Regions from separate parts of the Homo sapiens genome. Here region 2 is linked to region 1. Evidence: read pairs that join two places in POLR2A ChIA-PET (ENCODE). Cell type or tissue: PC-9. All regions are shown on one strand. Links, peaks and the distances in the headings refer to the core of each region. The heading gives the core; the rest is flanking DNA. Region 1 overlaps ACACA (acetyl-CoA carboxylase alpha). Region 2 overlaps ACACA (acetyl-CoA carboxylase alpha).

Region 1 (15,116 bases), core at 8,045-10,544:
CCCTCTTAACATGTGACACCTTGCTGTCCATGGCAGCTGTGTTGGGGAAAAGTGGACTTAAGTCATTTTGGAGTTTGGAGCACTCTGGGTGGAGTGAATATAGTGCTAGGCATTGTGAGACTTGGGGCAATTAAGGACATTAGCTCTTAGAAATTGGGACAAGGAAAACTGAGGGGTTAAGGGGGAGGAGAGATGCCAAAGATCAACCTGACCTAATTCAAAAATTTGCACTTGGTTAGCCTCCCAGAGAAAAAGAAACTCTTCCTCTTTCCTTCATAACATAGTAGTTGGTTCCCACATCTAGAATTTAAGCTAATACTCTGTACTATTTGAGCTATGCAAAAAGATTAAATGGATATTTGTAGATTAGTTTGGGGACCTAATCATCACTCATGATACATTTTTATGAAACCATAATGATGAATCCCAAAAAACCTATTTATTTATTTGAGACAGAGTCTCGCTTTGTCCCCCAGGATGGGGTACAGTGGTGCAACCTCAGCTCACTGCAACCTCCGCCTCCCAGGTTCAAGCAATTCTCGTGCTTCAGCCTCTCGAGTAGCTGGGATTACAGCACCACCATGCCCAGCTAATTTTTTGTATTTTTAGTAGAGATAGGGTTTTGCCATTTTGGCCAGGCTGGTCTCAAGCTCCTGTCCTCAAGTGAGATCACTTGAGCCCAACTCAGCCTCCCAAAGTGCTGCGATTATAGGCGTGAGCCACCTCACTTGGTCCAAAACAACCAATTTATGTATGAACTTTTGAAACATAATCCCTTCTACAAGTTTGAAACTTCCTATCCTGAATTTAAATCTCCACTCAATACCAGAAGTGATAAACCTCAAACAGGGTAGAAATAAAAATTAGAGCCGGGCGCGGTGTCTCATGCCTGTAATCCCAGCACTTTGGGAGCCCGAGGCGGGCAGAACATGAGGTCAGGAATTCGAGACCAGCCTGGCCAACATAGTGAAACCCCGTCTCTACTAAAAATACAAAAATTAGCCGGGTGTAGTGGTGTGCGCCTGTTGTCCCAGACAGTCTGCATAGGAGGATGTCCTGGAAATGGTCAGAAGACAGTTCATGAAAATGTCCTCAAGTAAAATAGAAATTTGGAACTGTAAGGGTGAGAATGTTCTGCAATACAAATGCTCATCAGAAGATGTGGGTCAACATGGAATGTAGAAAAAGGTAAATGGAGACTATTTGTTATTATTTAAGAAATTTGGAAAAGGAAAAGACGGCTGTTATCAATATTTCAAAATTTCCTTCTGGTGGAGACAGATGACTCATTAGGTCATCTTTTTCCCCCTCTTTCAATCATAATATCATTCAGTTTGCAAAGTGTTTACACACATGCTTTCTCATTTTTATTTGTTTCTGATCTTCACAACACCCCTGTGAAATAGGTAGAGCAAGTATTATTTTACTATTACCATCTTACAGATTAAAAAAAAAAACACAGATAACTTGTGGTGACTTGTCCAAAGTGAGATTTGTTTATTTTTATCTAATGTGACTTATAAACATGTAAGTTATCACTTCGAAGAACTGACTAGCACTATGATGAAAATGTTCTTGTTTTTTCTTTTGAACTTGTTGACTTTATGTCTGTCTCTGCCAATGTCTGCCAACACTGTCTTCCTGATTAAACTGGAATCGGGGATCACCTCTTCCCCTATGATTTCATGTACAGTGCCTGGTACTATGGCCACTGGCCTCTGAGGTAAAGAACTATCATTTTCTCATGGACTTAAGACATGGAAGAGTAATTTAGAAAAGTCAAGTAGAATTTATAGACCTTAATTTAATAAGCAATGATATGAGACCACTAAAAATAGAACAGAAACCACACTGTCTGAATTGGATTAGGTCAATTCTGGAGACGAGTGAGGTTATTTCCAGACTCCAGCTAGACTCTATCCATCTCCCATCACTTCCACTGCTGGTGTGAATCACATCATCTCTCATCTGGACTTTTGCAATGGCCTCCTAACAGGTTACCCTCCTTCTACCCTTGCCCACCCCAACCCATTCCCCACACAGTAGCCCAGAGATCCTTTGAAAGCAAGGCCAGGCTGGGCACAGTGGCTCATGTCTGTAACCCCAGCACTTTGGGAGGCCGAGGTGGGCAGATCACTTGAGGTCAGGAGTTTAAGACCAGCCTGGCCAGCATGGTGAAACCCCATCTCTACCAAAAAATATAAAAATTAGCCGGGTGCGATGGCATGCACCTGTAGTCTCAGCTACTTGGGAGGCTGAGGCACGAGAATCATTTTAACCTGGGAGGCAGAGGTTGCAGTGAGCTGAGATCACACCATTGCACTCCAGCCTGGGTGACAGAGGGGGACCCTGTCTTAAAAAAAAAAAAATTGCTGAATGAATGAAATCAAGGAGTACATGAAGCTGGGTGGCTTTTCCTTCTTCCAGCTCCTCCTGCTTTCCCCAGTCCCCTCTCAGAGTAGTTGATCTAGATTCTACTAGACACACTTGCAGCAGTCATTAAGGCTAACTGTGATATTTCATGTTCTTCCTTGGACTTTGGAGCCATCTCTTTTTAAAGAAGGAAACTGTCAACAGTTTTTATGGCCTTCATCTTTATTATTATTATGGCCTAAATAATGATAGGCAATGATATCATTGGCATGACTCCTTCACTTTGATCCTATGTTAGTTAAAAGTCCCATGGGCATTTAATCCATATCTCTTATTAGTGTCTCTATCCTCATTTACTCTTGGCATTATTTTGTGCTCACACCCTAAACCTATGGACAGACAGGTTAATGGGACCACAATTGGAAGTTTACTATCAGCTGGGCAGGGTTTCATCAGATAAAACCAAAGGCAGGATAAAGTTTTCCCCTAAAGTTTCATCTTTTCTACTTTGTTTTATAGCTTTTTTACCAGGGATCTCACAATGTAAAGTCCTGGGGGCTTCATCAGAGACTTTTCCCACCACTGCCCCTTCTATAACTCCTGGGAATAAAGAAGGAGAGAAAACTACAAGTACCGGTAATTTTTCTAGCTTTGAAATGACAAAGTACAGAATAAGTAGGAGTAAAATGGGAACAGAAAAGAAACATTTTTAGCCCCAGCGTTAGTCTGGATCTACTGATATTTTTCTTGAGGTTGAGAAGTTACTGAATGTACATTGAAAAATCATTCAATTTTTTATTTTAAAAAATTAGCTTCTCTAGGCCGGGTGCTGTGGCTCATGTCTGTAATCCTAGCACTTTGGGAGGCCGAGGTGGGCGGATCACCTGTGGTCAGGAGTTCAAGACCAGCCTGACCAACACGGTGAAAACCCGCCTCTACTAAAAATACAAAAATTAGCCGGACGTGGTGGCAGGTACCTGTAACCCCAGCTACTTGAGAGGCTGAGAAAGAAGAATCGCTTGAACCCAAGAGGTGGAGGCTGCAGTGAGCCGAGATTGTCCCACTGCACTCCAGCAGGGGCGACAGAGTGAGACTTTGTCTCAACAACAACAACAAAATTAGCTTCTCTATAAAGGTCCCAGAAATGTTTGTAATTTGACACCATCAATGATCATTTATCTCCACGCAAATGAGCTCACCCTGTCGCCAGAATTAGGGACAGAAAAAACTGTATTTCTGTAGTAGGTAATTCTAACCACTGTATGTATAGATGGACAATATTTAAACACTAAGCAATTATAAGAGTGATGACACCAACCAAGTGCTTTTCTTTTTCTTTTTTTTTTTTTGAGACAGGGTCTTGTGTTGCCCAGACTGGAGTGCAGTAGTGCAAACATGGCTCACTGCAGCCTTGACCTCTGGGGCTCAAGTGATCCCCCCACCTCAGCCTCCTGAGTAGCTGGGACTACAGGTGTGTGCCACCATGTTCAGCTAATTTTTAAATTTTTGTAGAGACAGGGTCTCACCACATTGTCCAAGCTGGTCTCAGACTCCTGGGCTCAAGCGATCCTACCGCCTCAGCCTCCCAAACTGCTGGGATTACAGGCATTGCCCACCACGCCCGTCCCCAAGAGCATATATTTGTTTTGATATGGAGTCTCACTCTGTCACCCAGGCCGGAGTGCAGCGATGTGATCTCAGCTCACCACAACCTCCCCCTCCTGGGTTCAAGCAATTCTCCTGCCTCAGCCTCCTGAGTAGCTGAGATTACAGGCATGCACCACCACGCCTGGCTAATTTTTGTATTTTTAGCAGAGACAGGGTTTCACTATGTTTGCCAGGCTGGTCTCGAACTCCTGACTTTGTGATCCGCCTGCCTCAGCCTCCCAAAGTGATGGGATTACAGGTGTGAGCCACTGCGCTGGGCCTCCAACAGCATACTTTCATCTTCACTGTTTTTTTGTTTTTGTTCTTTAAGATGGAGTGTCACTCTGTCCCCCAGGCTGGAGTGCAGTAGCGTAGTCTCAGCTTACTGCAACCTCTGCCTCCCGGATCCAAGAAATTCTCCTGCCTCAGCCTCCTGAGTAGCTGGGACAACAGGCATGCACCACCATGCCTGGCTAATTTTTGTATTTTTAGTAGAGACGGGTTTCACCATGTTGGCCAGGCTGGTCTCAAACTCCTGACCTCAAGTGATCTACCCACCTCAGCCTCCCAAAGTGCTGGGATTACAGGCATGAGCCACCGCACACAGCCTTCTTCACTGTTTTTTTAGCAACAGTCCTCCTTAAATTGGCCAGGACTAAAATTCTGTAAGATTCCAATTTGGGTTACATCCTAGTTTCTACCAGGGGAAAAATGTGATATTAGTAATAATGAGATGCACATTAGGGCCAGGTGAGTTGGCTCACACCTGTAATATTCCAGCACTTTGGGAGGCCAAGACTGTAGGATCACTTGAGGCCAGGAGTTCAAGCTCAGCGGGAAATATAATGAGACTCTGTCTGTATAAAAAAATTTTAAAAATTAGCCGGGCATGGTGGCGTTCGCCTGTGGTCTGAGCTACTCAGGAGGCTAAGGTGGGAGGATGGTTTGAGCCTGGGAGATTGAGGCTGAAGTGAGCCAAGATTGTGCCACTGCATGCCAGTCTTGAGTGCCAGAGTGAGAAAAAAAATGCATATTAGCCATTTGCCGCCAGATTGAGCTTCTGACCCAGAAGCAGTGCTAATTTTTACATTTCTTCCTCTTATATTCTATGAAAGCCAGGAGAAACATAGGAAAGGCGACTTTCTAATCCCATAAAATGTGTCAGAGCAAAATGGTAGGAACCCTGATAAAGCTGACAGTAAAAGAAGTTTAGAGCTCCATGTGTACCCGAGATTTTTCTTCCTGCGAGCAGTGTAAGAATCAGCCCTATGTGATTATGGAAAATCCCCAATTCCAGGGAAGGTGACTCAGTGGGAAGAGAGTGCAAAAGAAGTTAGAGCAGAGCCCATGATGCTCAGCTCACCCTCACACCCCCTCCAGCCCTGAGTTTGAATTGGAAATTCTGCCTCTGCCTCTGGGTTAGTCTGGGCCTCTAATAGTCTTGTGAGCCAGAAGAACTTCAGGTCAAAGGATCAATCTCTTTCCTCTCTCAAATTTTCTTTTCTCCCTCTTCCACTCCCCTCTCTCCTTTAGACACAGATGAGAACCTAGAGAAGAGACAGAAATGGAGTATTGTGGTCAAAATTCTGATTGCTGTCACCCTGTTGCTCAGTGGAGTTGCCATTATAGTATTTGTAATTTTTGAAGTCCCATGTCCTGTAAGTTTGCTGTTGTATTGAATCCTTGAACTTGACCCATAAAGACTTTCTTCTGTTCCAGAGGCAGCTTGGCATAAGGAGAAAAGCATAGACTTTGGAATTTGAGGAGATGTGCCACTCACACTCACTAGCTGAGTGGTGTTGGGAAAGTTGCTTGACTGTTCTAACCTCAGTGGCCTCATGTGTAAAATAAGTCTCATGATATTTGCCTCTCATGGTAGTTATAAAGATTGAGATTCTGTGTGAAAGGCACCTGGCACACAGGTGCTCACTAAATGCAGTTCCTTTCCTCTGCTGTACTTAGACATTTTCTAGGAAGGATAGGTCCAATAGGACTGAATATTTTATTTAGAAGAGATGGCTTCCTTTAAGTTGCCCAACAAGAGGTTTGGAAGAAAACCAAATGCTTACCAGCCACTTCATATTAATACCAGTCATTTTCTCCCTTCAGTATCAATGCCTAGGAGCCAGGAAGCTGTGCCAATGCCAGTGGTTGTGGAGATGGCAAAAGAAGGGAGGCCAGCCACCTGGGACAGCTGAATCCAAGCCTGACTCTCAGCCCCAGAAGGAAAGTGTTCTCTGTGTGGTTTATGTCATTTGCTTAAAGAAGGTGGGGTAGGGGCCGGGCGTGGTGGCTCACACCTCTATTCCCAGCACTTTGAGAGGCTGAGGCAGGTGGATCACCTGAGGTGATCGAGACCAGCCTGACCAACATGACGAAACCCTGTCTCTACTAAAAATACAAAAATTAGCCAGGTGGCACATGCCTGTACTCCCAGCTACTCGGAAGGCTGAGGCAGGAGAATCGCTTGAACCTGGGAGGTGGAGGTTGCAGTGAGCCGAGATTGTGCCATTGTACTCCAGCCTGGGCAACAGAGTAAGACTCTGTCTCAAAAAAAAAAGAAAGAAAAAAAGAAAAACAGAAAATGGGGTTAATATATAAGTGCTAGGAGATTCGTCCCTAAGAGGACTGTGAAAAAATATTTTTTTTAATGTGCTGGGAACAGGGAGCTGCTTCAGTTATGAAGCAAATGTGGGCAATCCTTCTTATGTCAGGAAATAGGTAGGATTTTATCCTACTGTTTTCCTAACATCAGTCCAGACATGATACAATAGGGTGCTTATTGAATACACATACCTCTGGGCCCCATATAAACTGAATCAGATCATTTAGATTGGAGTCAAGAATCTTACTTTTAAGATTTTTAAGGCCAGGCCTGATTCATCATGCCTGCAATCCCAGTGCTTTGGGAGGCAGAGGCAGAGGCAGGAGACTTGCTAGAGTCCAGGAGTTTGAGACCAGCCTAGGCAACATAGCGAGACACTGTCTCTATTAAAAAAAAAAGTATATATATATATATATATATATATATATATATATACACACACACATTATATATAAATATATATAATTATATATTTATTATATATAATTATATATAATATATTATATATATATTATATATAATTATATATAATATATTATATATAATTATATATTATACATAATTATATATATATATATATATATATATATATAAAAGGCCAGCTGGGCCGGGCACGGTGGCTCACGCCTGTAATCCTAGCACGTTGGGAGGCCAAGGCAGGTGGATCACGAGGTCAAGAGATTGAGACCATCCTAGCCAAAATGGTGAAACCCTGTCTCTACTAAAAATACAAAAATTGGTGGGGCATGGTGGTGTGCACCCGTAGTCCCAGCTACTCGGGAGGCTGAGGCAGGAGAATTGCTTGAACCCAGGAGACAGAGGTTGTGGTGAGCCGAGATTGCGCCACTATACTCCAGCCTGGGTGACAGAGCAAGACTCCGTCTCAAAAAGAGAGAAAAAAAAAAAAGCCAGCTGGTGGCATGTGCCTGTAGCCCTAGCTTCTTGGGAGGCTGAGGTGGGAGGATCACTTGGGCTCAGGAATTGAAGTCTGCAATGAGCTATGATCGAGCCACTGCACTCCAGCCTGGGAAAAAGGGTGAGACCCTGTGTCCAAAAAAAAAAAAAAATTATCATTTCTCCTGAACATTGGAAGAAATAGGCCTGAAGGGACTACAAAGTCTAGTCCAGAATAGAATTAGAGATAACCAGGTAGCTGCAACTGTGATTGAACTTCTATGAACACAATAAGCTACTAAATGATAAAGGAATAAAAATAGGGCCAGGCGTGGTGGCTCATGCCTGTAATCCCAGCACTTTGGGAGGCCGAGGTGGATGGATCATGAGGTCAGGAGTTTGAGACCAGCCTGACCAACAAGGTGAAACTGTCTCAACTAAAAATACAAAAAATTAGCCAGGCATGGTGGCACACGCCAGTAATCCCAGCTACTCAGGAGGCTGAGGCAGGATAATCGCTTGAACCCGGGAGGCACAGGCTGCGGTGAGCTGAGATCACACCACTGCACTGCAGCCTCGGTGACAGAGCGAGACTCTGTCTCAAAAAAAAATAGTACTAAGATAGCAATCTTATATACATTATCTCATTTGAGCCTTACAGAAATCCTGGAAAGTAGCCAGGGCAAGTATCTACATTTTACTCATACTTAAGTTGAGGCTTGAAGAGGTTATGTGACTTCCCAAGGTTACACAGCTGTTAGAAACAGAACTATGATCCAGATCTTTTAATTACTTTGCTAGTGGGTTATAGGTTCCAAGCAATTATTGGTTCTCATACCTATGTGCACCTTGATCATACTTTCTCAGTGTAATTATCGATTAACAAAGAGGCAAAATGAAGTGCACTTGGAATTACATGGGGTTTTGTACTTAGCCAGCCCTTTTCTTGGTACATGAAGAACTATACACTTGCATCCTTTTTTAACTTTCATATTTCCTTTCAATCTCTAGGTTGGACAAGATGCTGCCAATTCATCAAACCCAAAGAAAGCTGCAGAGATCACTGTTATCCACCAGACATACTTCTGAAAAGTTCTGCTCTATCTCAAAGACTGAATGATACTACACAGTCCTCTCCCTATTAATATGGGCACATTCTTGCCAATTTCACACTTGTATCTTCAGCAGGGACATTACAATCAAACACCAATTCCTGGTTAATGAAGGGAGAGTGTGGGCTTAGCAGAGTTACCCTCATGCCCCTATCTGAGCCACAACCTTCTGTAATTCACTTCATACATCCATCTAAATGGATACCTTTCCATCCCCTCAAACGAGAACAAAAAGTATTCCCTGCAAGCACTATGAATGGACCTTACTACTCTCTTTGACAGAAGACTCAAACACAGCCTCTAAGAAACAAGGCAGCTGTTAGTGTGACATAGCTTCCAGCTCCTCTGTTATCTTCACAGCTGACTTCACACTCACTGGCCCTCAATAGCTTAGAGTGGGACTCCTGATCTCCCTGGTTGACGTTTATAAGGTTTTGTAATTTAGCTTCTGGTACTACATGTATCTATCCACACACTGCTGAAGGGAACTTGACCCTACGCATTCCAAAAGCCTTCCTCATAAGTTATCCCCAAGGGGTTCAGGGACTACAGACCATTAGTACCCAAGTGAAGTCTTCTGACGATCCAGAATTCCTAAGGTGGCTCTGATATTATATCATACTTTAATAGAGAGTTGCATACCTTTTGGACAAAGATTCCAGAGCAAAATAATTATGATAATGCTGTTTCTCACAGGAGAATAGCTATGAGTCAAATCTAACCTGCTTAAATAAGAGTTTGGTGAGAAAGTGAAACCACCTGATCTTGAATCAATGTTGAGGTGAAAAAGGAAATGTCAGGAGGGATAAGACAGGGTGAGGCCCTGCTTCTTTTCCTAAGAGTCTGAAACCATTCCATTTCATTTTGGTGAAATGTGTCTGTTTCTAAGAAATTCTGTTTTCTTAGTTCTCTGGTTAAAAAAAAAAATACATAAACTGTATCCTTCTTTCTTTCACTTCAAGTGCTGTCCAAAAAGTGATTATCAAAACAATACCAACAGGGGAAAATCTCACCCTAAGGCTCGATTTAATATTCAAGTCCAGCCTGAAAGAGAACACATATAAAGCATGGATAATGAGGATATGTTTCAAAGAAGCTCCAAAGAACCTCTAGGGCCAGGCATGGTGGCTCACGCCTGTAATCCCAGCACTTTGGGAGGCCAAGGTGGGTGGATCACCTGAGGTAAGGAGTTTGAGACCAGCCTGGCCAACATGGTGAAACCCGTCTCTACTAAACATACAAAAATTAGCCGGGCATGGTGGAGGGCACCTATAATCTCAGCTACTGGGGAGGCTGAGGCAGGAGAATCGCTTGAACCCGGGAGGTGGAGGTTGCAGTGAGCCCCGAGATCTCACCATTGCACTCTAGCCTGAGTGACAGGAGCAAAACTCCATCTCAAAAAAAAAAAAAGAAAAAAAAAAGAACCTCTAAATGTCCATAGAGCATACCTTGAAAATATAGTAGAGAGGAAAGAGCACTGAGGTTGGCATTTGGATGAATGAGTATATTATTTGCATCCTGCCACTGATCCACGATGTTGCCTCAAGTTTATTTTGCCATCTGTGACTTAGTTTGACAATAAAATAGGAAGAAAAAAAATGCCTGCTCTTTCCCAAGACCACTGGTGAGGATGATTAAAAGCATTATATACTTAGAAGCTCTTGGTCCAGAACTAAGGCCTACATGCATCCTCACCCTTCCCAGCCTCACCCACCACTGAATGTCCCTTAATCCTGAAACATGAGATGTCCCGGGAGATAAAACCTATGGCAAAATCTGCGCTCATCAACTCTTCTACAAGAGTATAATTGGAGGCCGGGCACGGTGGCTCAAGCCTGTAATCCTAGCACCTTGGGAGGCCGAGGTGGGCAGATGGCTTGAGGCCAGGAGTTTGAGACCAGCCTGGACAACATGGTGAAACCCGTCTCTACTAAAAATACAAAAATTAGGCAGGCATGCTGGTGCGCACCTGTAATCTCAGCTACTCCAGAGGCTGAGGCACAAGAATTGCTTGAACCTGAGATTGAACCATTGCACTCCAGCCTGGGTGACAGAGCGAGACTGTCTCAAAGAAAAAAAAAAAAAGAGTATAATTTGGGTAACATTTGTACTGACTTTATAGAAATTCACAGACAGAATCAAAATTATTTTGCTTTGGGGACAATTTGTTTCCCCTGACAAAGCATAGACCCCTCTGAGGATTTTCTGACTCCCTAATCCATTAATAACTTCAAGTCCTATATTCCCTTCCAGTGAAGATCTGTAAAAACAGAGATGGGAGAGATGGCAGAGGAGAAAGGAGAACTCCTGTGTGGGCTTTGGGATGTGGATCTGCAGATCACTTCAGAGCTGGGCACCATTTCTAGTGTCACCATTATAGACCAAGTTATACAAAACTTGATAAAACACTGTTTCTGTGGAAGTGCCAATTATTCCTGTGGAATTATTTGCTGTTTCTTTTCTTTTTCTTTTTTTTTTTTTGAGATGCAGTTTCGCTCTGTTGCCCAGGCTGGAGTGCAATGGTTCAATCTCAGCTCACTGCAACCTCTGCTTCCCGGGTTCAAACTATTCTCGTGCCTCAGCCTCCCCAGTAGCTGGGATTACAGGCATGCGCCACCACACCCAGCTAATTTTTGTATTTTTAGTAGAGATGGGGTTTCACAATGTTGGTCAGGCTGGTCTCCAACTCCTGACCTCAAGTGATCCACCCGCGTCGGCCTCACAAAGTGCTGGGGTAAAAAGTCCAGGCGTGAGCCACTGTGCCTAGCCTTATTTGCTGTTTCTATTGCAAGTTCTTTCTTATTAAGCTACCACACTTTGTTTTTATAATTATTAAAGTGCATTCTCGGCCGGGCGCGGTGGCTCACGCCTGTAACCCCAGCACTTTGGGAGGCCGAGGCAGGCGGATCACGAGGTCAGGAGATCGAGACCATCCTGGCTAACACGGCGAAACCCTATCTCTACTAAAAAAAAAAAAAAGAAAAAGAAAAAATTAGCCGGGTGTGGTGGCAGGCATCTGTAGTCCCAGCTACTAGGGAGGCTGAGGCAGGAGAATGGCGTGAACCCGGGAGGCGGAGCTTGCAGTGAGCCGAGATTGTGCCACTGCACTCCAGCCTGGGCGACACAGCGAGACTCTGTCTCAAAAAATATGTATATATAAAATATATAATAAAATAAATAAAGTACATTCTCATTATAAAAGCTTTTAGAAAATACTCAAAAGTATAAAGAATAAAAGTAATACCTAATCTCTCTTCCCAGAGATAATCATTAACACTGGTTAATATGTAATCAGTGGTTAATATATCTCTTTATGGACATTATAAATATATATACACATATAATAAAAAGACACATACAAAACTTCATATTCTTCACACCACTTTAAATCTGTCTCTTTGGCTGGGTGCAGTGGCTCATGCCTGTAATCCTTGCATTTTGGGAGGCCAAGGCAGGTGGATCATTTGAGTCAGGAGTTTGAGACCAGCCTGGTCAACATGGTGAAACACCATCTTTACTAAAAATACAAAAAATTAGTTGGGCATGGTGGCAGGCGCCTGTAATCCCAGCTACTCGGGAGGCTAAGGCAGGAGAATCGCTTGAACTCAGGAGACTGAGGTTGCGGTGAGCTGAGATCGTGTCACTGCACTCTAGCCTGGGTGACAAAGCAAGACTCCATTTCAAAAAAAAAAAAAAAAATCTGTCTCTTCTTCTTGGCTAATATATTACTACTACATTTCAAGAAGTTGTGTTTATTTTCAAGTTTTAGAGGTGACTAGAAGCTGTTCCACCTTTTTTTAAATTTTAATTTTTTGAGATGGAGTTTCACTCTTGTTGCCCAGGCTGGAGTGCAATGGCGTGATCTCGGCTCACCGCAACCTCCGCCCGGGTTCAAACCAATTCTCTTGCCTCAGCCTCCCAAGTAGCTGGGATTACAGGCATGCACCACCATGCTCGGCTAATTTTTGTATTTTTAGTAGAGACGAGGTTTCACCATGTTGGTCAGGCTGGTCTCGAACTCCCGACCTCAGGTGATCTGCCCATCTTGGCCTCCCAAAGTGCTGGGATTATAGGCGCGAGCCACCGCGCCTAGGCTGTTCCACCTTTTTAAAGGGTTGATGTCACCCCAATACTTTTTGATAGGCCCAAAAATTAAGATAGGTAGTTGCTTAGGGCAAAGAAGGTACATTCACAAAAACCTCCAATTTAAACTTTTTAAGTTATTGCTGAATGACATTAAGTAAACAGCCATATTTGCGTGTGTATTAAAAGCATTACTTTGTTAAACAGAAACACTTAAAATATACAACAGCCAGGCATGGTAGCTCACGCCTGTAATCCCAGCACTTTGGAGGGCCGAGTCGGGTGGATCATCTGGGGTCAGGAGTTCGAGGCCAGCCTGGCCAAGATGGTGAAACCCTGTCTCTACTAAAAGTACAAAAATTAGCTGGGTGTGGTGGCACATGCCTGTAATCCCAGCTACTCGGGAGGCTGAGGCAGGAGAATCGCTTGAACCCAGGAGGCAGAGGTTGCAGTGAGCTGAGATGGTGACACTGCACTCCAGTCTGGGTGACAGAGTGAGACTCCATCTCAAAAAAAAAAAAAAGATAAATATAAATAAAATATAAAACATATTTTGTATCTCTGTTTTGCCATTTCTTCATTTTTTAGATAAACCCATAATCTCAAAAATCAAAGTGACCTGGGACTGTGGATCTCTGAAAGGCCTGAACAAGCCATTAACATCCTTCCTTTTCTGTACTCCCAGGCTAGTGCAACGGTGGTTTCAGGAGTGGTACTGGCCTTAACCATTATTTCCTCATATCTCCTACCCCCTCCTATTAATATTTTGGATGCTTTCTAATCACTGCCCAGCAGATTCTGACCTAGAGCACTTTTCCTATGTCTATGTCCATAACTAGCCATTTTCCAAGGAAGAGTTGCTGCATGTACTTATGACTAAAGGCCAGAAGAAATCTTTTTATTTTTTGTTTGCCCTGGACAGGTTGAGAGTCCTATGATCCCTTCCTCCCCATCCCACTGATACTCCACTCCCACTTTCAAAAAGTATTCCATTTTCTGAGTTGACACAATGGCCCTCAGGTTGCCTTGAATTACTTATCTTCCCTATTATTAGTAATAGTAGTAGTAGTATTATACTTTAAATTCTAGGGTACATGTGCACAATGTCCAGGTTTATTACATATGTATACATGTGCCATGTTGGTTTGCTGCACCCATTAACTCGTCATTTACATTAGGTATTTCTCCTAATGCTATCCCTCCCCCATCCCCCCACCCCACGACAGGCGCTGATGTGTGATGTTCCCAGCCCTGTGTCCAAGTGTTCTCATTGTTCAATTTCCACCTATGAGTGAGAACATGCGATGTTTGGTTTTCTGTCCTTGCGATATTTGCTCAGAATGATGGTTTCCAGCTTCATCCATGTCCCTACAAAGGACATGAACTCATCCTTTCTTATGGCTGCATAGTATTCCATAGTGTATATGTGCCACATTTTCTTAATCCAGTCAATTACTTATCTTCTTATATGTACTTACTGGTTCTTCTGCTTGAAGCCCAGTATCTGTGTTAATTTGTATATCTCTATATTACTTTGTATCAACAAAGCACCATGTTCATAGCAGATACTAAAAATATTTGTTGATAATGTCACACCACCAAATGGATAAGCTAAGGGTAGCATAGCTGACTTTCTAGAAGAGAATGAAGTAAGCTTTATTTTTATATCAAAGTTGCTATCAGTTACCAGGGAGATGCAAACCAGTAAAGGGTCATACTATAATTGTTGCTAACACTTGAATTCATCTCTTTAGACTTATTTTCCCTCATATTTCATCATCTGTTCCTTTTTCTCTTCCTCTTCATTATTACAACACTTTTCTTTTGTCTTTCCTTATTCAATGACCTGATTTGTCAGTGATCAAATTCTAAAAATTTCCCTCAATCTGAACTTCTAGTGAACTTCGATCCATGTTTATACTGAAATTTCAGATCCAAAAAGTCTTTCCTTTACCCCACCCTCCTTCACTTGGTGCAGTGTAGCAACAGGTGCACCTTGGACCGTAATTGAGGAACTTTCACTGGACTCTTGTGAATTTGCACCATCCAGTGGCTGAAATTGCTAACTGCATCCTCTGAAAAAAGGCAGTGGGCACAAATAAAAAAATGTAAAATGGGGGCTGGGCGCGGTGACTCACTCCTGTAATCCCAGCACTTTGGGAGGCCGAGGCAGGTGGATCACAAGGTCAAGAGATTGAGACCATCCTGGCTAACACTGTGAAACCCCGTCTTTACTAAAAATACAAAAAATTAGCTGGGCGTGGTGGCGCGCGCCTGTACTCCCAGCTACTCAGGAGCCTGAGGCAGGAGAATCACTTGAACCAGGTAGGCGGAGGTTGTAGTGAGCCGAGATCGCACCACTGCACTCCAGCCTGGGTGACAGAGCGAGACTCTGTCTCAAA
Region 2 (15,116 bases), core at 5,019-7,518, 300 kb before region 1:
ACACAGAATGTTGGCAATCAGACTCAGCGCCATCTGAGCTATTCTGTCCTGTCTCCGTGCGGTTCCTAGTGGGCTGAGCCCACTGTGTGGCTCCAAGTCTCAGGCTCCGTTATCATTCTGCCCTCCACCAACCACAGGAAACCCCATGCTTTGGAAGATGTTGCTTATTACCAAGATACTGCATTTCTAAAGATGTCCTACCCCCATCACTTATTATCAACACCCATTAGAGCCACTGGCCAGCAGGAGGTGACCAGGACTGCACTTCCTGGGTAAAACTCCAGTCAACACAAAGACAACGGCATGGAAAGACTGCTGCCTGAGGCACAGCAGGATTCCTAGAGCACTGGAAATAGCCGATTGTTCCCCACTCCTGTGGGTGGCCCGGGCATACTATCCTGGGTGCCCCTCCAGCTTGGGGACTGCACACGATTAAGCTGAGCTTGGACCCAGTTTTCTTGGCACTCAAGACTGTGCTCTTTTCATTCAATTGGCTGCTTTCGAAAGCTTTATACACAGCTTTCACGTGCCCATAAACCACCAAAGGACAAACCCTTGCTCCTTGGCCTGGCATTTAAGGATCTTTATATCTGATGCCGGCTTGTTTTTGGGGAGTTCATTGTCTATTACTCCCCCAAGTGACTGCTCTACTCCCCTTCAACCTTCCCAGTGCCCCCCAAATAACTTTGTAAATCCCAGTGCCCCGGCCTGGAATGCCCTGGCTTCCACCCTGCCGCAGCTGGTAGCCTCTCTCTGCCAATAAGCTTCATTTGTCCATACCACTCCCTCTGGCCCATGGTGCTTTCTGCCTCACCATGTGGAACAGGGCAGGCCCAGGTGTTACCCTTCTTGTGCCCAGGGCCTGAGGAGCCAGTGGTTTGAAGGAAGGTTTGCCTTTCAGCTCAGTGCCTCCCTACAGGCCTTTCCCTGCTGCCCTGCACCGAGCCCTGTTTACTAGGGGTGAACAGCCCTCCCTATGGTCCTTAGGCATTTGCGTTCATCGCTGTGTTATTGTTCAGCCGGGGAAAGAGAGGTGGGCCTAGATCTGGATCCTAGAACCCTCACTGTGCAGTCTTTTCCTTACTACCCCAAAGTAAGACCAATGGGGATTTATTATTTCCTTTTGTTGAAAAGAGGAGTGAAGGAAGTGTGGCGCCCCAGCAGAAGAAACTGTATCGGGCAAGCTCCCAGAGGCAGCAGCGGAATCCTGCCTCAGAACCACCAACAGGTGCTGGCTGAGTGCTTACACCTGTGGCCTGTCTTCAGCTGCCTGCTTAGGGAGGAGGGAAGAAGGAAGAAGAGGCCCAGGCCGCCACGCAGACCGGGCTTCCTTGCCTGTGAAGAGCAGCAGTGGGAGGCAAACAGTAGCAATCTTCCCCCTGGATCCTTTATCCTGTATCTCCCTTCTGACTCCCCTTTCTGGAACATCTGGCTCAGGGTGAATCAAATTGATATTTTCTTAACACTCTATTTCATTTTAGAAAAAGCAACCCTTTGCTTTGCAATATATCCCAAAGAGAGAGACAGATACAACATTGAGTTTAATAATCAGCAAAGGGCAGGGATTTGCCTCCTGTGACCTGTATCTTTGCAGACATTCAGGAATTGGTGCTTATTCCTGCCTTAATTATAGGGATTCATAGAAAGCTTTTTTTTTTTTTTTTTTTTGAGACGGAGTCTTGCTCTGTCACCAGGCTAGAGTGCAGTGGTGCAATCTCAGCTCACTGCAACCTCCGCCTCCCAGGTTCAAGCAATTCTCCTGCCTCAGCCTCCTGAGTAGCTGGGACTACAGGTGTGTGCCACTGCTCCCACCTAATTTTTTATATATTTTTAGGGGGTTTCACCGTGTTAGCCAGGATGGTCTCAATCTCCTGATCTCATGATACACCCACCTCAGCCTCCCAAAGTGCTAGGATTATAGGGGTGAGTTACCATGCCCAGCCCATAGAAAGTTTTTTTAGAGAGAGAAACTGAGGCAGAGGGTTGACGGCATGGAATCATGAGCTTCCTGCCCCGAGTGCCTTTTTGTGCCCAGAGTTAAAAATCCATGAATAGCTAAAGAAAGAAAATCTAAAACCTTCCTCTCAAATCTCTAACAAGGGCCATGCGGCCCCAGTGTTTACACTGAGTTATCAGAGCACTCTCAACTTCCTGTATGCTGAGAAGGGACTTCTGAGGAGGACAGTGGGCTCTGGGCTTCCAAGGCCTGGAGCTGTTATCCTCACTAAACAGCTGTGGTCTTTCTTGTCCCTGCTCTAAAGACATTCTCTTTTGGAGGGGACATTCCTGCCAGGACTCCCATCCAGCTCTCAGCAGGAAGAAGTTTCCCATCCTGAAAAACTCAACAGAAACTAAAAAACTGACCCTCTGCTACGGGGTTCCCGAGCATTTGTAGCCTTTCAGAGTTTGACCTTGATTCAGCGGATAAGACAGGGCTGGCCAAGGCCAGCTTTTTACTGCCTACCCATCATCTTTATGCAAGTTCAGGAGACAAAGGGCTTTAGGTGTTACAGGGCCATGGAGGGGCTTGCCCCACACTGAGCCCCTGCTGAAAGCAGAACAAGAAATGAGGTGGCTGGGCATGGATTGAAATGACAAACTGTAACTCTTCTACAAATGTAGAGGTTTATTTCAACAAAATGTGTAAAGAGTGCATCTGAAGCTCCTGCTCATCACAGTATGTGTCCATCAAATTCTGAGACAAGTGAAGGCTGTTTTGTGAACGAAGAGAACAGATAATATGGCGGTCTCCGTCCAAGCAGGTCTTGGTCAATATCCATCATTTATACTCCTCCTGCCTTAGTAGCCTTGCATGTTTGAGGGGCTGTGGGAATGTCAGATTGCTCATGTTCTGTGCCTCCAACTTGAAAAAATCCTTGTCCAGGGTAAGACCTACAGTAAGGAGCTCTGGGGATGGGGGAGGAGGCATTACAGGGTTCTAGAGAGGAAACATACTCGTTTGTGTCATAATTTGGTGGGGAGAGGGGAGGTAAATGAGTGTAACCCACCCTGCCTCTGAAGACATGCCTGGACAGGCCTCCTGGGGGGTGCAGGACTTCATACCACTTGTAGATATGTGGGATTTGATTTATTGCAAAAAAGCATAGAAGAATAATCTGGTCAAAAATGAATCCAATTCTTACTAGGTAAGCAAATAGCCAGCAATGGTCAATGCATTTTCCTGGACTGAGAATTGTCCCCCACCACTTTATGCCCTTTTCTGAAGGTGCTGAACACCTGTACCTTCCACCAGGGCAGCCGGGCTGAGGCTCTGACTCCTGGGGGCTGTCCGCTCCATACCCAGCCATACAGTGCCCACCTGCAACCCAGAACCATTGAAAAGTCCAGCCAATCTATCCGCACAGATTCCTCCTGAAGAAGGGGAGGTGGAGCTCGTTCTTGTGTGCAAACTACAGGGTTAAGGCTCAGAACTGTGGCTTGTCCAAGAACGTTCATACCACTGCTTCTCAAATGTCTTAGTGATTTCCTCCTTGGTCATCAGTGACAAATGCAGTTAGCTGCACTAAAGGAACCGGATGCTACACCAGCCCTGATCACCTGCCACTCTTGCTTTAGGAACAGAGGAATCAGTAAGTTCTTTTCTTGAATAAACTAGTTGTTGAAAGTAAACTCTCTCCACCACCTGAGGAAGCCCCTGATGCCAGTCAGGAGGGGCCAGTAAGCCTGGAGGACAGCAGCACCATGACTGAGTTGTAAATAATCTTAAGGTCATGTGGATTCTGTGTTTCCTGGAAGCCTCCCTCATCAGGAAGGCCAGCTCCTGGTGCTGAGGGTGTAGCTGTCACCAGGGTCCTTTCAGAGCTGTGGGGAGACCTGCTGCCTGTCTACACTCTGGGGAAGAGAGTAGAACCGTTAGCTGCTAGGACAGTAATCCTGGAACTAGGGAAGAGTGAGTGTGGAGGCACCATTAACCTCTCAAAACCATCCAAGCTCCAGGCTTCATAGGAACAACTTTCCAAGTCCTCAAAACAAACAGACTATCTATCTATCTCACTGGCTCTCCACATGGCATAAATAACTAGTTTCCACCAGTGCAGAAAGGGCAGTTCTCTTCTGGCTCCTCCTCTGCCAACTCAGGCTTCACCACCTGTGGAACTGCTGGGGCCCCTCAAGCACTGGCCTTGCAGCTCCCAGCCACATGCGACAGCTAGTCCAGCAGTGACGTGCAGGCGAGAGGCAGGCCAACAACTACCTTTCCCTTTGTCCTCAGAGACTGAACCCAAGGTTGAGGTCCCCTAAATCAAGAATAACTGGTTCTATTTTCTTTCTCTGCTTCTTGGCTCACAGTTTTGCCCTCATCTTTGAGTTCCTATGGAGCTTGTAGTAGATTTTATGCTCTAATTTTTCTTCATAAAAGGTACCGTAGTGTGGTTAAACTGGGAATCATTCCTCTCCAGTGCCTACTGTGTGCTGGGCTAAGAGTCGGGGTAATAAACAATGGACTTGAGGCTTCCTCCTCTCCTTAGCCCTCCTCTGCTGCCTGTGGCTGCGGCTCATGGGGCCAGGAGTGAGGGGGGCTGCTCACTGCTGGGCAACTCCTCACGCTTCCCCATGCTGGGAGGCCAAGGGGCTGTCAGGACAGGAGGGGCAGCCCTACTTTGGTTAGTAAGACCTCATGGTACATGTTTGTACCTTTCATTGCCTTCTCAGTCCTGTGCAGGGAGTGGAGGACTAGGCCTGGCCAGGGTAATAAATACTGAATGGGGTAGGTGTGACTGGTGGGCTGGAGGGGGATTCTGTGATCTTACATCCCAGGATGTCATGCATAACCTGAAACGAGAGGAAGTAAAATGCCATTTGACTCCAGTGCTGGGTCTCCTGTGCCTTCTCATTACAGTGGTTACAGTTGTAAAAGGCAGCTCTAGCCCTTTTCTCCAGAGACAGGGCAGGGACAGGCAGGAAGCTCTTCCTACGTGGAAGGGGAATCCATTGTGGAGAGGATCCGTATGACTTCTGCTCGCTGAGTGGGTGATATGTGCTGCGTCATATGGATGATGGAATCCATGGCAACCTCTGGATTGGCCTGGACCAAGCTGGAAAGGAAGATTGAGAATGGTGAAGAAAAGAGAAGCAGAAGTGTCTAGATGAGGACAGCTAAAGAACTGCCCAATAAACATGTGTGCACCGTCCACTGCAGACATTTTAGTCACGCCTCACCTTATTTGTTTCCCTATATTACAAATATCCAGCCAAGGTAGTGCAAGACAAACCCAAAACATTTTGCTATGTTGAAAAAGGAATTAAACCCAAAACAAAACCCAAAAAAAACCCAAAACATGCCAATGGGGGCATGTCACAAAGACAGCAATTGGGGCATCAAAAGCAGCCCAGCAATGAATTATAAATCAGTAAAAAATAGAACTTCATGAGTCTGTACCAATAATGTATATATAAAAGAATCGGCAGGAGTGAGGACTGAGTGGTGACTGGTAATTGTGGAGGGTGTGCTGGAGTTGGAAAGTTATCATTTTGCAAGCTCATCGTAAAGACTGCACCAGAGGGAAATTTTGATGAAAGCAAGATACTTGCATGGCCTTAAAATGTCTTCCTGCAGACTACTTATTAGGTGCAAGGGGGGAAAATCAGTAATTATACGGTAGAGAAATGGAGCAACATCTTGACCAGCGGATGAAATTAACACGAGGAGGAGCAGATAAACAGCATGTGCCCCCAGATGTGGTGCCCTGTGAAGGTTCTGGCCAGAGTGCCTCACCTGCATCTCATCATGGGGAGACATCAGACAAACTCAAAATGAGCAATGTTCTACAGATGGTAGATATCAGATAAAAGTTTTTAATCAATGTTAAATTTACAAAAGTGGATCATTTTATGATGGTTATGTAAAAGTATCCCTATTCTCAGCAAATGCACACTGAAATATTTGGGGGTAAAGGCCATGATATATGTAACACCCTTAAGTAGTTCAGAAAGAGGAAAAATGTATACACATATGGGAGGGCAGGCACACTCATAAGTGATATAGCAACGGGGAGAAAATGTAACAGGTAAATCTGAGTACAGATATTATATATAGGGGTGTTCTTTGTACTGTTTTTAATTTTATAACTTTTCTGTAAGTGAAATGTTTCCAAATAAACTTTTACAAAAATGCCCCTGCAGTCTCTACCACCGATCCTATGGAGCAGACTGAAGCCTCTAGAAGAATACAGCTAACTCTTGGCTTCAGGAGGTGAGGAGGTGGTTTCCCAGGAAACCACCACACACACAATCAGCTTTCCTCCCAGAGTTGTTCATCCGGTTTGAGTATCAGCATTCAGAGCTAAGAGGTGGGCACAGTGAATTAAGCCTTCATCTAGCTGAGATTACTAAGTGCCCCTGGGGAGCAGTAGCTGAAAAAGAATTGGGCTTCAGGCCATATCTGTACCTGTGGGTCAACTACAGCTGTCTCAAACAGCAAGAGACTGCAGAGATCATAAGATTTCTGCGATCATCTCATGATTTGTTTGGAAACTTTTTATTCCAAAGAAATTAGCCCTCCTTCTCTAGTGGAGTTCCCCACGTTGGTCTCACCTGCGGATTTGCTTGAGGACGTAGTCTCTGCTGATGCATTTGATGTTTTCCTCTATTACCGAGTGAACACCATCCTCCTCTGTCAGCTGTTTCTCTAGCCACTCCGCCAGATCCTTATTATTGTCCCAAACATAAGCCTGCAAACAGATGACTCTTGGTCAAACACCAGGGGTCAGGCCAGGCCGGGACACCCTGACTATTCAGGATCTGGAGTGCTTGCTTACTCCAAAAGTGTGCTCCGTGTCCACGATTCTCCTTCACTGTCAGCATCGTGCAGGAGGAGGAAGTAGGCCTCGAGGCAGGAGCTGTGCCCCTTCTCCTTCTCTTCCTTTATGGACACAGGTGTACACCTGAAGTCTCCATGGGGCTCTCCCGAGCACTCTGGTGCTCATACCCTGACTCTGTCCTGTCAGACTCTAGGGACCCACCTATTTGACAAAGGCTAAGAGAATTCAATAACCTGACAGGTTTGAGAGAACCAGTTAAAAGCCCAAATTACTTAGTAAAATTGTGATTGAGAAGGCAAGGCTGTTTATTTGGTGTTTTGCTCTCAGAGGAGCTGAGACACAATGCCTAAAGTATAAGTCTCTAGCCTCAGTGAGGCCTGGCAGTCACTGGATGGATGAAGTCTCCTGAAATAGAGCCCACTGTCTTTTGATGAGGCACGGACGGGGAACTGATGGGAGGGAAGTCTTGTTGCCAGGGTACAGCCACCAGGTCAGAAACCTAAGCCCCATTTTATTACCTATGAGAGTATTCGAAAGGATCAAGACGTCCATAACCCTGAAAGTCTCAACAAACCACCTCTCACCTCCTTTTCAAGATCATTTAGCTGAGTATTTCCTAGGTGGTTGACTACATAATAATTCAGGAGTGTGTTAGAAGCCTAATAGCCTTCTCCTTGCTCTCTTCTCCTCTCATTTTCTTTACAAATCATTTAGGAATCGTTTTGTTAATGGTTTCCGGAAAACCAAGTACCACAATTAGGGCTCATTCATATTTATGTCATTTTGTTTGGGTAATTAAACACAAAGCTTGTCATTTAAAGGTGCGCTATCCTTCTCTGTTATCACTAACGAAGTCAAAGTCAGAATGACAATGAGTTTGGTGCTATAATTTAATAGGTGGGTGTGTTTGTTAGGGACTCTGAGGCTTTGAGGTTTGAGACGTGGCTACAGGAAGCCTGTATGCAAGCAAGGTCACCAAAGCCACAGCTGTGACTACTGGGCTGCAGAGGAAATGTCTTCATCACAAGAGGCCTCAAGCAGTACAAAACTGAGCACTAGGCTATTTTCTAACTATCTCGTGCCTTCAAATATAATGGTTTCTTTTCAGACTGTCACTTCCTGTCTCTAACTTAGCTGCCGACTTAGTTGTGACTGGTTATTTAATGTATGTCATTTCATCGACGTCTCTGTTTCTAAAAATTAACTCCTTTACATTGGAAAGATGAAGGCTTCCGGGGACTAAGGATCAGCAGTATGTCTCTTTTAGTTCTTTGTCCATTTCTTTTTCTGACTCAAATGTGCCCAGTTCTGTATCTAATCACTGATAAGCAGATCAGCAATTCTTCAGCTGGGGTGTGTGGCCCCGTCAGTGCAAACCTGAGTGACCCTCTCCTCTCTGTGCCTGGGTTAGGACTCCCAGCATCTCTCAAGGCCAAACTGCCTTGAGAAAGTGTTTTGCGCCTAAGGAAAGGAAGTGTCACATCAGCCCCTATCCACGAGGGAGAAGGTAGCACTGCTTTTCCCATAACATGGTTTTAACTCACTCTTGTGACCCAGCTTGCTGCACGCCCCACATATGGATGGGTCCCCCTGGACTCCTAAACGTCGCCACCTAAATTTCAACATTTCCATTTCCATCATTGGCAATTTACTCTTCTGCTCCGTGGTTTCAGGACTTCTACACATACCCCTACTTATGAAGATTGGGGTGGAGGGGAGGAAAAATAAAACAATAAATGCTTCTTGGATTTCAGAATGGAAAAAAAAAAAACCCCAAGATTTTTAGATTTACCCAAGAATCCCAAAGCCTTTAGTTTAGGAGAATATTTAATACTCTTATTAATCATTTTTAATCCGTTTGCTTTTAATTAAGAAACAGCATGATGCTTTCCTATCAACATATGCCAGGGAGCAGATTAATTGTGGCTTAAGATAACTCTCCTTGATTGGTGTAATGTATTAGCTAACGAGATGCCTGCTTCCAACAATGCTCAGACACTACACTGGAAAGCCAGCTACCCTCTAGAGAAAACTCTTCTGCCTTCCCCTCCTGCAGCCACAGAGTATGCTAGGTGTTTAAACATTTTGAAAAGTTCCCAGACAGGATTAGGGCAACGCATTCCAAGTTTTACAGTTGCTTGAAAATATGGGTCCTATAAAAAGATCTGCTGTTTACGCAAAGTACAACTGGATGACAATGACCGCCAAACCCCAGTGGATTACAGCCTAGAGTACATGAAGGAAAGGGGTCTCAAGTTCTAATCAACTGCATGTTTAGCAAAAATAAACAAACTTATGTAAGCATAGTGCCACTGGTTTTTCTCAACAGACCTGGGAGAGTTACCATACTGTTGTGGGATAATTTGCTCCACCTGGGAAAAGCAAGCTCCCTTCCACTGGGTTATGGAGTTTACAGGTTTTTTTTTCTTCCCCCAGACAGGGTCTCCTCCTGTTGCCCAGGCTGGAGTACAGTGGCATGATCACAGCTCATTGCAGCCCGAAACTCCTGGGCTCACGTGATTCTCCTGCATCGGCATCCTGAATAGCTAGGATTACAGGCATGCCCCACCATGCCTGGCAAAACTTTTTTTGGTAGAAACAGGGTCTCGTTATGTTGCCCAGGCTGGTCTTGAACTCCTGGGCTCAAGCAGTTCCCCTGCCTTGGCCTCCCAAAGTGCTGGGATTATAGGCGTGTGCCACTGTGCCCAGCCAGAGCCTACAGTTTCTTGTTTGCTCCCTTAGAACAGTTGTAAGACTCAATTCCAGTCATCCAGAAGGATAGGCCAACCTTATTCCCAGGAAGAAGCCATTATTATTTCCCTCCTTAAAATTATGAAAATGGGCCTGGCACAGTGGCTCACGCCTGTTATCCCAGCAATTTGGGAGGCTGAGGCAGGGAATTGCTGGAGTCCAGGAGTTTCAGACCAGCCTGGGCAACATGGCAAAACCCCACCTCTACAAAAAAATCAGCCAGGTGGGGTAGTGTATGCCTATAGTCCCAGCTACTTGGGAGGCTGAGGTGGGAGGGGAGGATCACATGAGCCCAGGAGGTTGAGGCTGAAAGTGAGTCATCATACCTACTCCAGCAGCCTGGGCAATAGAGTGAGACAAAAAAAAAAAAAAAGAAAATGTGGCCAGTCATTCCTAGTATTCCAGCGTGGACTTTAAACAGGTGTGATATGCTAGGCTGCTAACATCATGACAGGCCTGGGCCCGTATGCCACCTGTCAGCATATCCATCTGTATCAGAACATTTTATCAATAAAATATCAATAATTCTACATCACAACAGTGGCCTGTCCTAAAATGAATGTTCAACAGACACTTTCTGTCTGCATCAGTGGATAAGTATCTCAGGCACTAGTCAGCCTCACTAATTTTATGTAGTAATTAGTCTATCTCACAACATCTAAATGACCTGTTTGGAAAGTTTCATTTCTAACATACTGGATAGCTGTTAAGTCCTCCTTAGACAATGGTTCAGCAGGGCCAAGGAGTGACCAGGGCACAACCTGATGGATGTGAGCCCTGATTACTATACCCTACTAATAACTCACCTTGGGAGCTGCTGGGAGACACCTCCAGCTAGGGAGGCTCCTCCCATTTCTGACCTTCTAGACTTCTGGGAAACACACAGCCTGATGGGTGTAGGGATGGCATACAAATCCTAAGGTACACTCATATTTTGGAAAGACATTTTCAATACACCTACACTTACAAGGCTAAGCCCTATCCAACAGAAGCCCAAGAAAGGATGTGATTTTTTTTTCCAAGGGCTTTAGAGTACAATAGCCAAAGGACATGTGGGCTAGGGTGGCCATCAGACCCCTGTGAACCAAGCTCCTGTGAGCCAATCCCATCTCAGCTCCAGGCCCATAGCAGGGCCAAGCAACACTTTCCAGGTTCTACCTTACCTCCTCCCTGCCTGGCCCTGTGTGAGAAGTTTGGTGTATGAGACTTATTCATCAGTAGCCTGAGGCCAGGTTTTGAGGTCAGTGGAAATAAGTGACCCTGTCAATAGTGCTTTTTCCTATGGTCCTCACAGGGGCCTCTGTTGAGCATTCATTTCACTTGGAAATCCAGAATAAGAGCGAGTGGGTAGCTGTGTGAACAATAAGAATGCACCATGGCATCGGGTTGTGGGAACATGAGAGCATGCCAAACCAAAGAGCGTCTGAGCACCCACTGTGCTCAGGAGTCAGCCCCCTTTCCGCCGAGGTCAATCAGCTGTACATTTTTGACTTGGTCTATGTTGCTATTATTTTTTTACCTTCTAACATGGAGCAGGGGAAACTAGCATATTTTGAATGTCTACTGAGCCAGACATTGTGTTCCATACTTTTTCTTTTTGGAGACAGGGTCTCACTCTGTTGCCCAGGCTGGGGTGCAGTGGCGCCATCATAGCTCACTATAACCTCAAATTCCTTGGCCCAAGCGATGCTCCTGCCTCAGCCCCCTGAGGAGCTAGGACTACATGTGTGTGCCACGACACCGAGCAAATTTTAAAATTTTTTGTGAAGACAGGGTCTTGCTTTGTTATCCAGGCTGGTCTCAAACTCCTGGCCTCAAGCGATCCTCCCACTTCAGCTTCCCAAAGCACTGGGATTACAGGCGTGAGCCACCACATCTGACTTATGCTCCATACTTTACTCATGTTATTTAAAACTCACTGAACCCCATGACATAAACACCACCCCCATTTTACAGATGAGGGAATGGAGGCTTAAATAATATGCCCATGCCAGTAAATGACAAAGCTGGGATCCCGAAGTTTATGAGATTTCAAAACCCACATTCTCATTGTTCCATGCAGAGTCCTAATTTCAATTTCTACTATTGGGGTCTGGGAAAAAATAAATCAGCCTGTTTGAAAAACCAGGCTTCAAATTTTGGATCTAAGAATCAAGTGAGAAACCATGCCCAGGATACAAATGTGTGCCATGTTCTTATGACCCAATTTAAACTACTGTTCTTGTTATTTTCGTTAAGGAGCTGTAGTGATGCTTTGCTTCTGCCTGCAGTGAAACTATGAACCATAAATCCTACTATTTCCTACAGTAGGATCGTCCCAGTGGATTCAAACAGACTCCCATAACTCATGGTAACAGATATCTCTAAGGGAAACAAAAGAATTATAGTGCTCAGTTATATAATATCACCGTGTCTTCAATTTTCTGTCCCAGAATTTCTGTTTTCAGGATTAAGATTAAGAAAACAAATTCTCTGGGAACAAAAAGAACACAAGGCATAGCTAATAGATGCCTATCTCGAAATGTCTTTTCTTACCAGTAACCAACCACAATAAGGATTAGAGGGTCACTTCCTGGTGCAAAGCCAGGGTCTAGACTCAGCCAGTCTTTGCACTTGAGAAACACAACACACAGTATCTATCATTCTTTGAAGAACCACCCCCCCCCCCCCACACCAAACAGCAAGCAGATTGTACATCACTCCTTCTGAGGCACACAGATGGCTTTTGAACACTGCAACCCTTTCTTCTCTCAAGGGCACTGCAGATTTTATCACCCACCTCACACTAAACTAGGTCCTGCTGAGCCTGCCGAATATGGAAGGAGGTTTCAAAGCCACATGCCCTGACATCATAGGATTACCCGTCCTCACGTTCAGTCCTTGGCATTCCTCTCAGAGAACTCAGGAGAATGCTGCCTTTTGTAGATGGGCACAAGGGAAATGGCCTCAGTGCTCAGCATGGCTGCCCCCAGTGCCTAGGCAGCCTCCTACTGAGCTACGGGGTGGGGGTTCTCTTCTGTGCTTCAATTCCAGCCAGGAGCTTGTACACACGTGGTCAACTGTTCTCTCCATTGATAAGAGACGGCAGTGACCTATTTCTTCAGACGCTCTGTCCGCTTGGGAGCAGGATGCTAGGGAAAAGCTGAAGGGCCTATCTACTTGCTTCATGCCTGGGGGGAAACTTCCTTCTCATCCTTGTGCCTACTGAGGCTGGACACGTCCATTAGTGACTAATGTGGTAGGGAGGCAGTGCAGGCCTCTCCTGGCCACACACATACACACACACTCCATTTACCTAGCCGGCCACTCTTAACTGGAGGACAAACTCTTATTTTACACTTGCGTGACTTTCAATGCCAACTTCCACTAGAAGCTGCCAGTAGCCACTGACAAAATTGTCTCACTCAATTATGATGCCACAGACTGACCTTAACCTGAACCAAATGTCGGAGAAGGCTGTGCTCCCCAACTGCACATTTGAAATATTTATCCAAAGAAGCTTTTCAGTCATAAAAAAAATGGGCAGACTTAATACAAAGGTGAATCCTAGAAGCACCCCAATTCACTGGCTTTAAAACTGACAGCAAATCTGGGAGCTCCTCCTTGAGAACGATTAGCAGAGGCTTCAGGCAACACTTTCTAGGCAGAGGCCAGAGTGCCCCTCTTTGTGGGCCAGGACCCTTCAAGCCACCACCAGCCACCCAGCCCTCCATCAATACTCTAACCTGGTAGTCACCAAATGTTTGTGATCACATAGCAATGAGAAAGACAGACAAATATATTTTGAGCACATACTACCAATATTCTGATAAAATGCATTTTTGATGTAAATGATTAATCCATATATTAATTACTAATAAAGGTTAATTTCTTTTTGTTAGTAAAAATAAACAGAAATAAAAGTTCCAGCTTTTTCTTCCCATCCATGGAGTGACTTATGCAGCCCACTATTCCAGGAGCAAATGCTGGTGCCCTTGCTAGGTCATCCTGGCTTGAGACCCGCCCCATCCCCAACACTGAGGCTAGAGCACCAAGGACACCATCTCAGTGGGGTTACTGCTCTAGGTCACGAGCCCTCTCTGTGAGATCACCCCAAGAAAATGCCAGCTTCATAGGTCCCTTTCCCTGCATAAGGGTGGATACTTCCTTCCATCTCTGATTGGAAGTAGGCAGCTCTTTAGTTGTAGTCATGGCATCTCCTGCCGATCACAACCTGTTAGGCTTCTGCTCTTAGCCCCTCCAATTCCCTCCTCCACACAGCCCCCTTAGTGGTCTTTCTAAAATAGAAATCAGAGCATGTCACTCCACTGCTTAAAATACCTGAGTGGTTTCCGACAGGCCTCAGGACAAAGTCCAAACTCCTTGACAGCTTACATGGCCCTGTGTGATCATGCCCCTGCCCCTTCTTCCTACCAGGCACCCAGTCTCTGAGCTGCCCTGAAACAGTTGCAGGATGTTCCTTTGATGCATGTTACTCTTACTCTCATGGCTTAGGATGATGCTGTTCCTTCTGCAGGAACATTCCTCCTAAGCCCTGACTGCCCCCAAATCCAGCCTTTTCTTCTGGTTCATTTCTGCTTTGTTTTCCAGCCTCTCCTGAGACATCACTTACTGCACAAGGCTTCTTAGACTCTCCTCCATCCTTCCCAGAGAGGGTCAGGTATCTTCTCGCTGTGCTCTGTGCCCTTTGCTGTGTTTAACATGGGCCTCACTATTGTGCATAACCTCTTTATTTGTCTCCCCCTCTAGATGGTGAGCTCTATGTGGATAGGAACAACATTTGCCTCTTTCACTGCCATGCCCCCAGAAGCAAATGCAGTGTCTAGTACCCAGTAAGTGTTCAAAAAGGTCTGCTGAATGATTGCATAAGCTGCAACATATGCCCTACCACCTCTTCTAACAAGATGTCGTGACATGACATGTTAGGGGGAGTAGCTGGGGGAGGAAACAGCTTGGATCTCTATGTTTCCCTTCTACTCCTGCCCTTAGAGGCCTGTGGACTCTTTGCTGGCGAGACTTGCAGCCCTCAGGTGGTGTGAGGAACTCAGCAAAAAGGCTTCTCTTTGAGTGTCCCACCTACCTTCACTGTTCCTTCCACTTCCACAAACCAGCGCCTTAACATGGCTTGAATCTGGCCATCAGTCAGCTCAGGGTTGGCATTGTGGATTTTCTTCTTGACCAGGTCCTCCAGCAGAAGACGCCTCAGCCGCCAGTAGAAGAAGGTACGGGATGTTTTCCAATCCAGGATATCCTACATGCAGAGAAGAATAAACTTAGCCCAGTCCTAATTCCTGCTTAATGCTCAGTCTGGAGGGAAACCCACAGGCATAAAAACTGATTCTCCAGGCAAGCCCTTCACAGACCCAAGAGCTGGCTGTAAACTCCTAGCACTTCCAGATGTCCCCCAGGGCAGAAATGCAGCCCACATGCCCTGCTGTCTGCAGCACTGTGCACAGCCATGGGCCTGGCTAATGCTGATCCCACACATGGCTGAGATGTTCTGGGGAAGAGGCTGTGAGTTCCCAGATAACCAGACAAGGATAAATTCGTTTTGAGAAGATGGATCAAACAACTTGCAGATCAATT

Evidence for each region. ChIA-PET counts read pairs that join two places held together with the same protein. Peaks named below come from ENCODE experiments on the same cell type or tissue, not always from the same donor. Only the 100,000 strongest peaks of a DNase experiment are listed, where the experiment ranks them.
Region 2: POLR2A ChIA-PET joins it to region 1 with 5 read pairs; 3 of 35 experiments call an interaction of 5 or more read pairs at or near these places.

The regions. Positions count from the first base shown.
Region 1 is chr17:37,383,117-37,398,232 of GRCh38, forward strand. All of the region lies in intron 1 of ACACA (acetyl-CoA carboxylase alpha), which reads right to left. C17orf78 (chromosome 17 open reading frame 78) reads left to right here. Exons shown (of 7, transcript NM_173625.5): 4 at 2,893-3,009; 5 at 5,554-5,678; 6 at 6,130-6,246; 7 at 8,531-9,592. The coding sequence ends at 8,608. Among named protein-coding and RNA genes, the nearest start is that of C17orf78, 15 kb to the left of the region's middle. In PC-9, for the core only: no CTCF peak of the experiment used is centred there; a DNase peak (open chromatin) is centred at 9,155; H3K4me3 peaks cover 991 bases; H3K27ac peaks cover 1,895 bases.
Region 2 is chr17:37,082,386-37,097,501 of GRCh38, forward strand. It overlaps ACACA (acetyl-CoA carboxylase alpha), which reads right to left. Exons shown (of 56, transcript NM_198834.3): 54 at 14,611-14,781; 55 at 6,553-6,689; 56 at 2,607-5,054. The coding sequence ends at 4,931. Among named protein-coding and RNA genes, the nearest start is that of MIR2909, 56 kb to the left of the region's middle. RefSeq lists enhancers at 7,342-7,843, 14,179-15,116. In PC-9, for the core only: no CTCF peak of the experiment used is centred there; a DNase peak (open chromatin) is centred at 6,276.